Regions from separate parts of the Homo sapiens genome. Here region 1 is linked to region 2. A link is an interaction called in ENCODE POLR2A ChIA-PET data of the cell type or tissue named here. Cell type or tissue: Caco-2. All regions are shown on one strand. Links, peaks and the distances in the headings refer to the core of each region. The heading gives the core; the rest is flanking DNA. Region 1 overlaps ANKRD27 (ankyrin repeat domain 27). Region 2 overlaps DPY19L3 (dpy-19 like C-mannosyltransferase 3).

Region 1 (5,378 bases), core at 163-5,162, 190 kb before region 2:
CATACATACATCACCACATTGCTTCCATTGGTGTGAAAAATAGATGAATAGAAAGTTTTCGTTTTTCGCCTTTTCCTTCTGAATCATAAATTAGACCAAATGGAGAATACTGCTTATCTGTTGGGAAGCGTTCCTGGTCAGAGTGTTTGGTCAGAGCCCCGGAAGGGCGGGAACGGCCATCGCAGTGAGATTTCAGCAGGGAGTGCATCTCTAAGGAGGCTGAATTCCCCCATGCTGAATTCTGCTGAGCTGGGCTGCACGCTGTCACCAGACGGTTCTTGACCACCCAGACTTATCTGGGCTAGCAGGACGGTTGAAGACCACAAAACCACGAGTGTGCACGCTGCTCCCTGAAATACTAGTTTGAGGCCTCACATGGCTCTCCTGTTCATAGAATAACTGCAGATAACTCACATTTAGAGGTATTTGGTATCTCCAGCTAACTCAACTGGATTTTCTGTACATTTTCCCATCATTTGAGCCCAGGCAGGGATGGAATTTTTTAAAAGAAGTTTTATAAGAAGATTCACTTATCTTTCCAGTTTTACAAGAAAAAGTCCATTTTCTTTGCATGTTATTTTAAAATAGCAAACTAATTCTTTTGTTTGTTTTGTTTTTGAGATAGGTCTCACTCTGTTGCCCAGGCTGGAGTGCAGTGGCCCGATCTCGGCTCACTGCAACCTCCACCTCCCAGGTTCAAGAGATTCTCGTGCCTCAGCCTCCCAAGTAGCTGGGATTATAGGTGTGGGCCACCACAACCAGCTAATTGTATTTTTAGTAGAGACGGGGTTTTACCATGTTGGCCAGGCTGGTCTGAAACTCCTGACCTCCAGTGATCCACCCGCTTTGGCCTCCCAAAATGCTGGGATTACAGGTGTGAGCCACTGTGCCCAGCCAGCAAACTAATTCTTGCAGGTAAACTTGACAGGGTATAAAACTGTTTTTTTAAGCATTTACCCTTATGTAAGAATTCAACTCTGGCATTAAGCACCAGATCATATGAGATTATTACTTTTTTTTTTTGGAGACAGGGTCTTCCTCTGTCGCCTAGGCTAGAGTGCAGTGGTGCAGTCATAACTCATTGCAGCCTTGACCTCTTGGGCTCAAGTGATCCTCTGGCCTCAGCCTCCCCTGGCTGGGTGTGTGCCACCATACCCATAGATAATTTTTTGATTTTCCTGTAGAGACAGGGTCTCACTTTGTTGCTCAGGCTGGTCTTGAACTCCTGGGCTCAATCATCTGTCAGCCTCAGCCTCCCAAAGTGCTGAGATTACAGGTGTGAGCCACTGCACCTGGCATATTACAGATTTTTTTTTGTCATTTTTTGAAATGGAGTCTCACTCCGTTACACAGACTGGAGTGCAATGGTGTGATCTTGGCTCACTGCAACCTCCACTTCCCAGGTTCAAGTGATTCTTCTGCCTCAGCCTCCCTAGTGGCTGGGATTATAGGTGCCCATGCCTGGCTAATTTTTGTATTTTTAGTAGAGACAGGGTTTCACCATGTTGGCCAGGCTGGTCTTGAACTCCATCTCAAGTGATCAGCCCGCCTCGGCCTTCCAAAGTGCTGGGATTACAGGTGCTAGCCACTGTGCCTGGCCCTTTTTTAAATTTTAATTTACATTTTTTATTTTTTATTGAGACAGAGTCCCCCTCTGTTGCCCAGGCTGGAGTGCAGTGTCATGATCTTGGCTCACTGCAACCTCCGCCTCCTGGGTTGAAGTGATTCTTATGCTTCAGCTTCCTGAGTACCTGGGATTACAGGGGTTTGCCACCATGCCCGGCTAATTTTTGTATTTTTAGTAGAGACAGGGTTTTGCCATGTTGGCCAGGCTGGTCTCAAACTCCTGACCTCAGGTGATCCGCCCGCCTCGGCCTCCCAAGCCACTGCACCCTGCATGTTACGTATTTTTAACACTAGGACAGAAAGGTTGAGAACAGTGTCGGACAGAGGTCCTTTTTCTTCTTTTTTTTTCATGTGACAGCACGGATGAAAGGACAGAGCTCTTTGAATCCCTACTCCTGGACAGAGGATTCAGTCTTTAGTGACCAAGAAGACTGAGGTCCAAGATAAAGCAGATGACTTGGGGCTGGATAACAGCAGGCCCTGTCCGCACAGCAGTGCTTGTTAAGGGCGTGGTGTGTTTACACAGTTCTTGCATGTGACCTGCATGTTTTGATGTGGCACTCAGTGACCTTCCTGTCTCTTGCTGTTCTGCCCCTTTCTGGCCTCTGCTTGGAGTCTTACTACTTTCCCATCCTCTAGTTCATCCCCTTCCCTGCCGTTTTTTTCATTTTCTTTCTTTTTTTTTTTTTTGTGACGGGATCTCAGCCTGTCACTCAGGCTGGAGTGCAGTGGCGCCATCTCGGCTCGCTGCAACCTCCACTTCTTAGGTTCAAGCAATTCTTCTGCCTCAGCCTCCAAGTAGCTGGGACTACAGGTGCCCATCACCACGCCCAGCTAATTTTTGTATTTTTAGCAGAGACGGGGTTTCACCATTTTGGCCAGGGTGGTCTTGAACTCCTGACTTCAGGTGATCCACTGCCTTGGCCTCCCAAAGTGTTCAGATTATAGGTGTGAGCCACCACGCCCGACCACTGCTGTTTTCTTCTGTCTCTGGTCCTTACCTCCCAGCTCTGTTTTTAGTTCGTCCATGGAAGCCTGTCCTTGTTGCCTCATCTTGCGGGGTGGAAGTATTGGTGTTCCTCCAGCATCTTTTCTGAAGCAGAAGGAGCGCCTTTTCCCAGCTTGAGTCTGACCATATTGCATCCTGTTTCTCACATGGCTTTCATCCAGAGCATCTTTACTTTTGCAATGTGCCACATAGAACCAACTATGTCAGGAACTAGAAAGAGTTTTGTGTTCTTGTGACTCTGTCCCAGCAAAATTGCATTATCTCATTGTGGTGGAGACTCATAAAAGGATTATCTGGGCTCCAGTAATAAGTGAATTTAATGATTCAAATAGCTGAGTTATTGCAGAGGCACCCCTGGGGCCCAGGCAGGGATTATATGCGACCATTTTTATGTTAGTCTCTTCTCCCTAGGAGGACTGGCGGAGAGCTCACAGGCCTTTTTCAAGCAGAACCCAGGGCACCTGCAGCCAAGACAGTTCTGGCTGGACCTGGGGAATTAGTTGAGGGGCCTGTGTGGCTGTCTGTCTTGTGGACTTTTCTTCTGTTGAAATAAAATATGACTCTTAGGCTGGGCATGGTTGCTCACGCTGTAATCCCAGCGCTGTGAGAGGCTGAGGCGGGAGGATTACTTGAGGCCAGGAGTATGAGACCAGCCTGGGCCACATAGCGAGACACCATCTCTACTAAATGAATGAATGAATGAATGGCTCTTATTTATCCTTGAGTCAGCCAGCTGCATCTCAGTTTCTTCATCTGTGACACAGGCTAGTGATACCTACTTGCCTAGAGTTATTGTGAGCATTAAGATAGGATGAGTGCTGGGTGCAGTGGCTCACACTTATAATCCCAGCACTTAGGGGGAGCTGAGGCAGGAGGATCACTTGGGCAATGTAGCGAGACCCCATCTGTACTGAAAATTAAAAAATTAGCTGGGCACGGTGGCTCACGCCTGTAATCTCAGCACCCTGGAGTCCGAGACAGGAGGATTGCTTAAGTAACTTAGTGAGACCCCATCTCTACAAAGAATAAAAAAAAAATTAGCTAGGCATGGTGGCTCATGCCTGTAGTCCCAACTACTTGGGAGGCTGAGGCAGGAGGATCACCTCAGCCCAGGAGGTCAAGGCTGTAGTGAGCTGTGATTGTACCAGTGTACTCCAGTGTGAGTGATAGAGCAAGACCCGTCTCAAAAAAAAAAAAAAAAGATGAAGATAAGACTGGGCACAGTGGCTTATGCCTTGTAACCCCAGCACATTGGGAGGCCAGGGCAGGAGGCTCACTTGAGGTCAGGAGTTTGAGACCAGCCTGGGCAACATAGTGAGACACTGTTTCTACCAAAAACAAAACAAAACAAAAAATTTAGGCTTGGCCAGGTGGCTCATACCCGTAATTGTGGCACTTTAGGAGGCTAAGGTGGGAGGATTGCTTGAGGCCAGGAGTTTGAGGGTGCAGTGAGCTATGATTGTGTCACTGTACTCCAGCCTGGTCAGTAGAGTGAGACCCCAACTCATAAATAAATGAAGGTAAGTAAGTAAAGATGAGGATGTATAGAAGTTATTGCAGTGCCTGGTACAAGGACTCTCCCAAATGGTGGCTATTTTTACCATTAGTTCCAAGGAATAGAATTCATCATGCAGTTATGTATGCATAGTGTTTTCCCAAGGAAGCATTCTGGATCCCTGTTACATAGTGAGAGAGTAGCTCCTATTTCATATTTCATTCATTTAATTGTATCAAGGATAAATTCACTTTTACGCTTTTTAAATAGTTGCTGATTTTCTCATTTTAATGAAGAGAGAAGGCCCCAGGCTCAAGCTTAGCATCTAATGACTTTTTTTTTTTTTTTTGAGACGGAGTTTCACTCTTGTCGCCCAGGCTGGAGTGCAATGGCATGATCTCGGCTTACTGCAACCTCCATCTCCTGGATTCAAGCGATTCTCCTGCTTCAGCCTCCTGAGTAGCTGAGATTACAAGTGTGTGCCACCACGCCCGGCTAATTTTTGTATTTTTAATAGAGATGGGGTTTCACCACGTTGGCCAGGCTGGATCCGCCCACCTCGGCCTCCGAAAGTGCTGGGATTATGAGGTTTTAAATAACAGTAATTACCTTTATAATTTTTAACTTTAAGATGATCTTCTCTTCGTTGGAAGTGATACCATTTTTCTATTTAAAGTAGTAATAAGATTTCTTTTTAAAATAAATTTTAGGCCAAGGATGGTGGCATATGCCTGTTGAGCCAGGAGTTCAAGACCACCCTGGGCAACACAGCGAGACTCCATTTCTACAAAAGTAAACAAAAATAAAACAGAAAGGAAAATACATTTTTATAAAGACAATAAGTTATTGAAGGAAAATGTCAAACACTAGCAAGAGAGCCATTATGTGTAATTGTTGGGCAAAATTGTGCTCACATTGTGGGCAGGTTGTTCACTGCCCAGCAGCAGGGGCCGTGCAGCATGTTACCTAGGAGCTGCTCACTAGCCTAGTGCCCTTGCACAGAGCTGCGCCCCCTGGGAAGTCGGGTGCCTGTTTCTAATTCTCACAAAGGTCCCATGTGAGCTTGCAGTAACTGGTGCTATGTTGATATGCAGTACTGCATGTCACAGATAGTGAAGGTGGCATGGAAATGACCCTCATAAGAGTCCTGCAGACAGGTATTAGCATTCTCTGTGGTGCAGGCCCAGATGGAGGCTCAGAGAGGTGGGATGACGTGGTTAGAAATCTGATCTCCTGGCTGGGCATGGT
Region 2 (5,378 bases), core at 264-5,263:
TTTCTTCTGTAAATTGCCCAGTGTCAGGTATGCCTTTATCAGTAGCGTGAAAACAGACTAATTCATCCTCCTAACCTAATGCTGGAGGGTGCAGCATTCAGCCCCATCTTTACCACACATAGGGACACGCAGCCCATAGCTGGCCCACAAGAAGCGAGGGGAGGCACTGGGGAGCCTCACCGCTCTGGTCCGCTCTCTCAGGCTGCTGTCTTCATAGTGCGGGTGGTTGGTTAGGGTCCTTCCCGTGCACAGCTTGACTCCGGCCAGCAACTGCATGCTTCCCGCAAACACAGCCTTTCTTGGAGTGTTAGAGCTGAAAGATTTTAGAGTCTGAATTAACCCCACTGTTAAGAGATCCTTAAAGACAACAAAGAAGACAATATCAAACTTTTTCAGAAGAATCCAGCTATGTTACCAAGTGTTACGAGTCAGGGAAAAAAAACGGGAGTTTGCTTCGGTTTTGATTTGTACTCAAACTATTGAGTGCAAAAGTAATTGCGGTTTTTGCCATTACTTTCAATGGCAAAAACCTCAGTTACTTTTGCACCAGCCCCATGTTTTTTACAACAATGTTTTGTATGATTTTGACTGTTCACCAGAATAACGGTGGGGAAACTTCTTACTGTTTTGCTAGGTTTACTTTTATAAGGAATTGTCTTAGAAGGCAGGCAGTGTAGCTCTTGAGTCCAGGCTTCTAGGCCAAGACCCACAATCCTCTCCTGCTATTGTTCCAGAGGGGCAGAGTCTAACAAAAATAACCTAAAAGACTGCCACTGCTTTGCGTATTGAACTTAACAAAAGAGCTACCTAGAGCAACATGTAACAAATCATCAAGCCAGAAACTGCAGGTGATCATGAGTCAGTTCCAAGGGTTTTTGCTTAAAAAAGCAATAAGGAAAAAAATCACAGATACCACCATAAATAAAAACAGAATTAACAACAACAACAACAACAAAACATGGAAACAAGATTCTGAAATAGCCAATATCTTATTACTTAATATGGGGGATACACAAATACTTCTGATGTGAAAACGCAATTATTTTACATATACCTTTGGTCCTGATTATGAGAAACTATATGCAGTTTAAGGAACACGGGGCACCCTAATACTAAGGCACAAACTCACTTTCCAGTTCCCACCACGCTACGATTTTCTGTCTTCCAGGGGTGTGAGGGGCAGGGACTAGGGACCAAGAAAAGACTCCCAGAATATAGGAAAAGCATTTTTCCTTTTTCCTCCCTGGAAAAAAGGAATCTTAGTAGCTGATTTAATTCCTTTCCTCTTTTTTTTTTTTTTTTTTTTGGAAACCTGAGAGTCACTTGTAAGCGGTCAAGGAGTTAATTTCTCAGGAGGCCCTAAGAGCTCTCTTCTGGGGATTCTCCTGAGTGCAGAATTTCCCACAGAGGCCCACTGAGGACACTGCGGGCTGCGTTTATCCTTCTTGCATTGAGAGGAGTCTGTGCCTGCTGGACTGAACTAAAATGAGGAAGATGGTTATGAGGAGTTTATTTAAAATCATTAAAATTCAACATCCTCTGCAGAAAAAGCCATGGCAGGCTGTTCTCCATGGTTTTGGAGCAGGGCACGCAACTAGCTCTGGTGCTGCGGTTTCTAAGAGAAGCCTCATCACATTCATACATCCCACCAGGATGTTTTATTTATTCCAACTCAGCGCTAAGACTCCAGCGTGAATGCCATCCAACAGAGGCCTTGGATGTCTACAAGCAAGACATCCCACAATTCAAGTTGTGACATTTACAAATAGTTTACTTTTGAAAAATTCAAGATTTTCTTTCTAACAATGACACTCTCATTCACTTGCATTCCAATAAGCGTTCTTAAGTGAGGAAAAAAAGTGGCTGGAATGACAATGAGCATACATAATGACACATAATATGCATCCCCTCTCCCATGCCAGAGTCTAGAATGCAGATTCCAGCAGGAAAAAAGTTTCACATGAGCTTGGCTGCACTTGAGAGCTTGTCATTCTGACAGACCCAGGAACAAGAACAAATAGATGTTAGCTCTGTTCCCCGTATCAACAATTTACAGGGACTCTCTCACATTCTGTCCCACATGGTCAGAGGAATAAGAGGGTTTCAATGAAAACGTGAAGGTGCACAGAATTCCTTAGTGAAAGGTTTTACTGAAATTCAGTTTAATTCAACTGACACTTACTAAACACTTACTCTGGGCCTTGTGTACTGTGCTACCCTTACCTAGAGTGTAATTGCTAAAGGAAACAAGTATGAACAAATATTAGTTTTTTAAAGTGCCACCATTTTTCCAAGCCAGGCTTCTTTCCTTTGAATACTCTCAACTGGCATGAGCCATTCCACAGCAATCAACGATACGATAACTTGACACACCCATGCCAAAAAGTGGCTGTCTTTGGTCCTCTGAACTAGACAGATTTAGGATGCAGAGAGAACATGATGAGTCTGGTTTCCACGCCTGGCAGAGCAGGAGGTGGAGGCGAGAGCTATCAGAGGCGAATGATCCTGGTTTGTAGTCTCACTGCCTGAACAGTGCCAAGCTGGCCTTCTACACAAAAGACGAACCCGGCAGCTGAGCTTCCAACATCCATTCCAATCACAAGACTATCTCACCATCACCGTTTTGAATGTATAATAGGAATCTCTGTGCAGCTTCAGCACCAAGAAGATGCACAAAGCTATAGTAGCATGCAGTTTATAATTACAGCAGAGATGACAGGCCTTGTTATCCAGCCACAGCTAATGATTAAGGTTTCAGCCTGCCTCCTGGACTATAATCATAGCCCTTGGATGAATTACAGAGTTCACAAAGGCTTAAATGCCCAAAGTCCTAAACTGCCCTCTAGGGAGTTATAACGTTCTTTATTCAAAAAATATTGCTGAGGGTCTATTACGTGCTGGGCTGGCAAACATGGTATGACAACCTGTCTTCAAGAAGCTTACTTAGACCAGGTGTGGTGGCTCATGTCTGTAATCCCAGCACTTTGGACGGCCAGGTGGGGAGATCACTTGAGGTCAGGAGCCTGAGACCAGCCTGGCCAATATGGTGAAACCTGTCTCTACTAAAAATACAAAACTTAGCCAGGCGTGGTGGTGGGTGCCTGTAATGCCAGCTACTCAGGAGGCTGAGGAGGGAGAATCACTTGAACCCGGGAGGCATAAGTTGCAGTGAGCCAAGATCGTGCCACTGCACTCCAGCCTGGGCAACAGAGCAAAACTCCAACTCAAAAAAAAAGAAAAAAGCTTACTTAACAGCTCCCATTACAGACAAACACTTCAAAATAACCCAGTGCTGTAGTGAGCCTAGTGTATCACGTATTTACTAATGCTTACTGCAAGCCTTCAGCTAAGCTGGAAATGAAACAGCAGTCACTGAAGATGCTCTCTCCTCAGCAGGCTCTAAGAGCTCTTGAGTGGCTCCCATCCCCGGCCCCTAGCAGGTGCAGCCCCAAGGCAGCAGCAGGGCCATCACCAGCAGAGCGAGTGACACATGGCTGCTCAGGGGAATGAAAGAAAAAATGGAATGAAGCTCATTAAGTTGTGACTGTCTTAATGTCTGGCCTTATTAGCAAAAAGTCAGAAAGTTTAAAAGAAGTGTAATCTATTTAATGTGTTAGTGCCACAATCATCTGGATTGTTAACATACTCTTTCACTGAGGACTTGGCTTTATTTTAAAGCAGTAAAATACATATATCCTCATGCCTATAAGATGAATTAAAAATAATACTTCTGGCTGGGTGCAGTGGCTCACGCCTGTAATCTCAACACTTTGGGAGGCTGAGGTGGGTAGATTGCTTGAGGTCAGGAGTTCGAGACCAGCCTGGCCAACATGGTGAAACTCCATCTCTACCAAAAATACACAAATTAGCCAGGTGTGGTGGCGCCTGCCTGTAGTCCCACTACCTGGGAGGCTGAGGCAGGAGAATCGCTTGAACCCACGAGGTGAAGGTTGCAGTGAGCCGAGATCACGCCACTGCACTACAGCCTGGGCGACAGAGATTCCATCTCAAAAAATAAATAAAATAAAACCAAAAATAACACTTATTTGAAAATGACTGACTTCTGAGGACAGTAGGGATGATGCTTCTTCCCTCCATGCCATGTGGCTTTGTCTCATACGCCAGCTCCGTGGTAAACCTGGGAAATATCACTGCTACTTCCAATACTTCACTCTACCCGTAAGGCAAATGCCAAAGGAAAAGCTACAAGCAAAGTGGAACAAAATGAGAAACAAACAATCACACATTTCTAAACTTAAAAAGATACTTATATTCACTGTCCTTTCTATTTTGTGGTAAATTTAGCAGGCAAAGGGAGAAGGGATCCGTTGTCCTTAGCTGAAAACATGCACAGTGATGGACATAATGCTGGGTGCTCTTCCTTCACAGACACTCTTGCCTGATACAGTCTGTGGTCTGTATCTAAAATAGCTAATGTGCTTTTAACCACTGAATGACATTTCTCTATTATAGAAAAACAAAGCAATTTTTACAAATGTTTGAACAAATGATGTATAAAATGAAAGGATAATTTGTTTTTATAGCTCTCTGCCAAGCTCCATAGCAGGCTGCCCAACCTGCACACAATTTGTTCTGTAAGAAATGTCACTAAATAATGACAAGGACTCACAGGTCAAATGGATTTACATTATATAATTTAAATGTCATTCCAGGAAGACCTGATGGCATTTTGAACAAATAATCTCATTTATTTTTGAAGCTCTAAGCTTCAACAAGTTAATTGCTGTTGAACTAATGGGGAAACTGAGCATTATAATATAATGTGTGAACATTTGCTTTATCTACACTTCAAAAATTTATAGAATTATGCAAATACTACAAAATGATTCATTAAATAGAAAAGAGGCTTATAGGCATTTAAGGTCTGAACTTAGCCTACATCATATTTAAAATATACACGAACTTTCTGCTTTGGTTAAATGTGAAAGAAAGTTGGTCCATTTTTTCAGACCCATTGAGAAAATACTGCACACACGGGTTTCATTACTGGAAAGAGACTATTTCCAGTGAAAATCTCCTAAAGTGAAGTAGCTAAAATGTCATCCCTCAAAATATGCAAATATATAGATATGCCTATCTTATTTGCAAAATGTCAGAAGAAAATTTTCAGGAACGAAAAATGAAACATTCAAGGACACAAAGGAACAAGGTAGAAACCACAGATTGTGGTTGCATTCAGCCTTGCTGAGGTAAACGTGCTTTCTAATTGCACAGAAAACCTTTAAAACTACCGCCTGACTTTTGCTGAAAGAGACACCAGAAGGCAAAAAAAAAAAAAAAAATCCAAGTTTTTAATCTTTGTATCCAGGAAACCTTATCAGCAGAGAAGGGTAAATATGAATATATGCATTTAATTC

The links. ChIA-PET counts read pairs that join two places held together with the same protein. Peaks named below come from ENCODE experiments on the same cell type or tissue, not always from the same donor. Only the 100,000 strongest peaks of a DNase experiment are listed, where the experiment ranks them.
Region 1: POLR2A ChIA-PET joins it to region 2 with 8 read pairs; 2 of 35 experiments call an interaction of 5 or more read pairs at or near these places.

What each region holds. Positions count from the first base shown.
Region 1 is chr19:32,666,934-32,672,311 of GRCh38, reverse strand. All of the region lies in intron 1 of ANKRD27 (ankyrin repeat domain 27), which reads left to right. Among named protein-coding and RNA genes, the nearest start is that of ANKRD27, 5.6 kb to the left of the region's middle. In Caco-2, for the core only: no CTCF peak of the experiment used is centred there; a DNase peak (open chromatin) is centred at 2,151.
Region 2 is chr19:32,472,457-32,477,834 of GRCh38, reverse strand. DPY19L3 (dpy-19 like C-mannosyltransferase 3) reads right to left here. Exons shown (of 19, transcript NM_001172774.2): 17 at 181-313. Among named protein-coding and RNA genes, the nearest start is that of DPY19L3, 69 kb to the right of the region's middle. In Caco-2, for the core only: no CTCF peak of the experiment used is centred there; no DNase peak of the experiment used is centred there.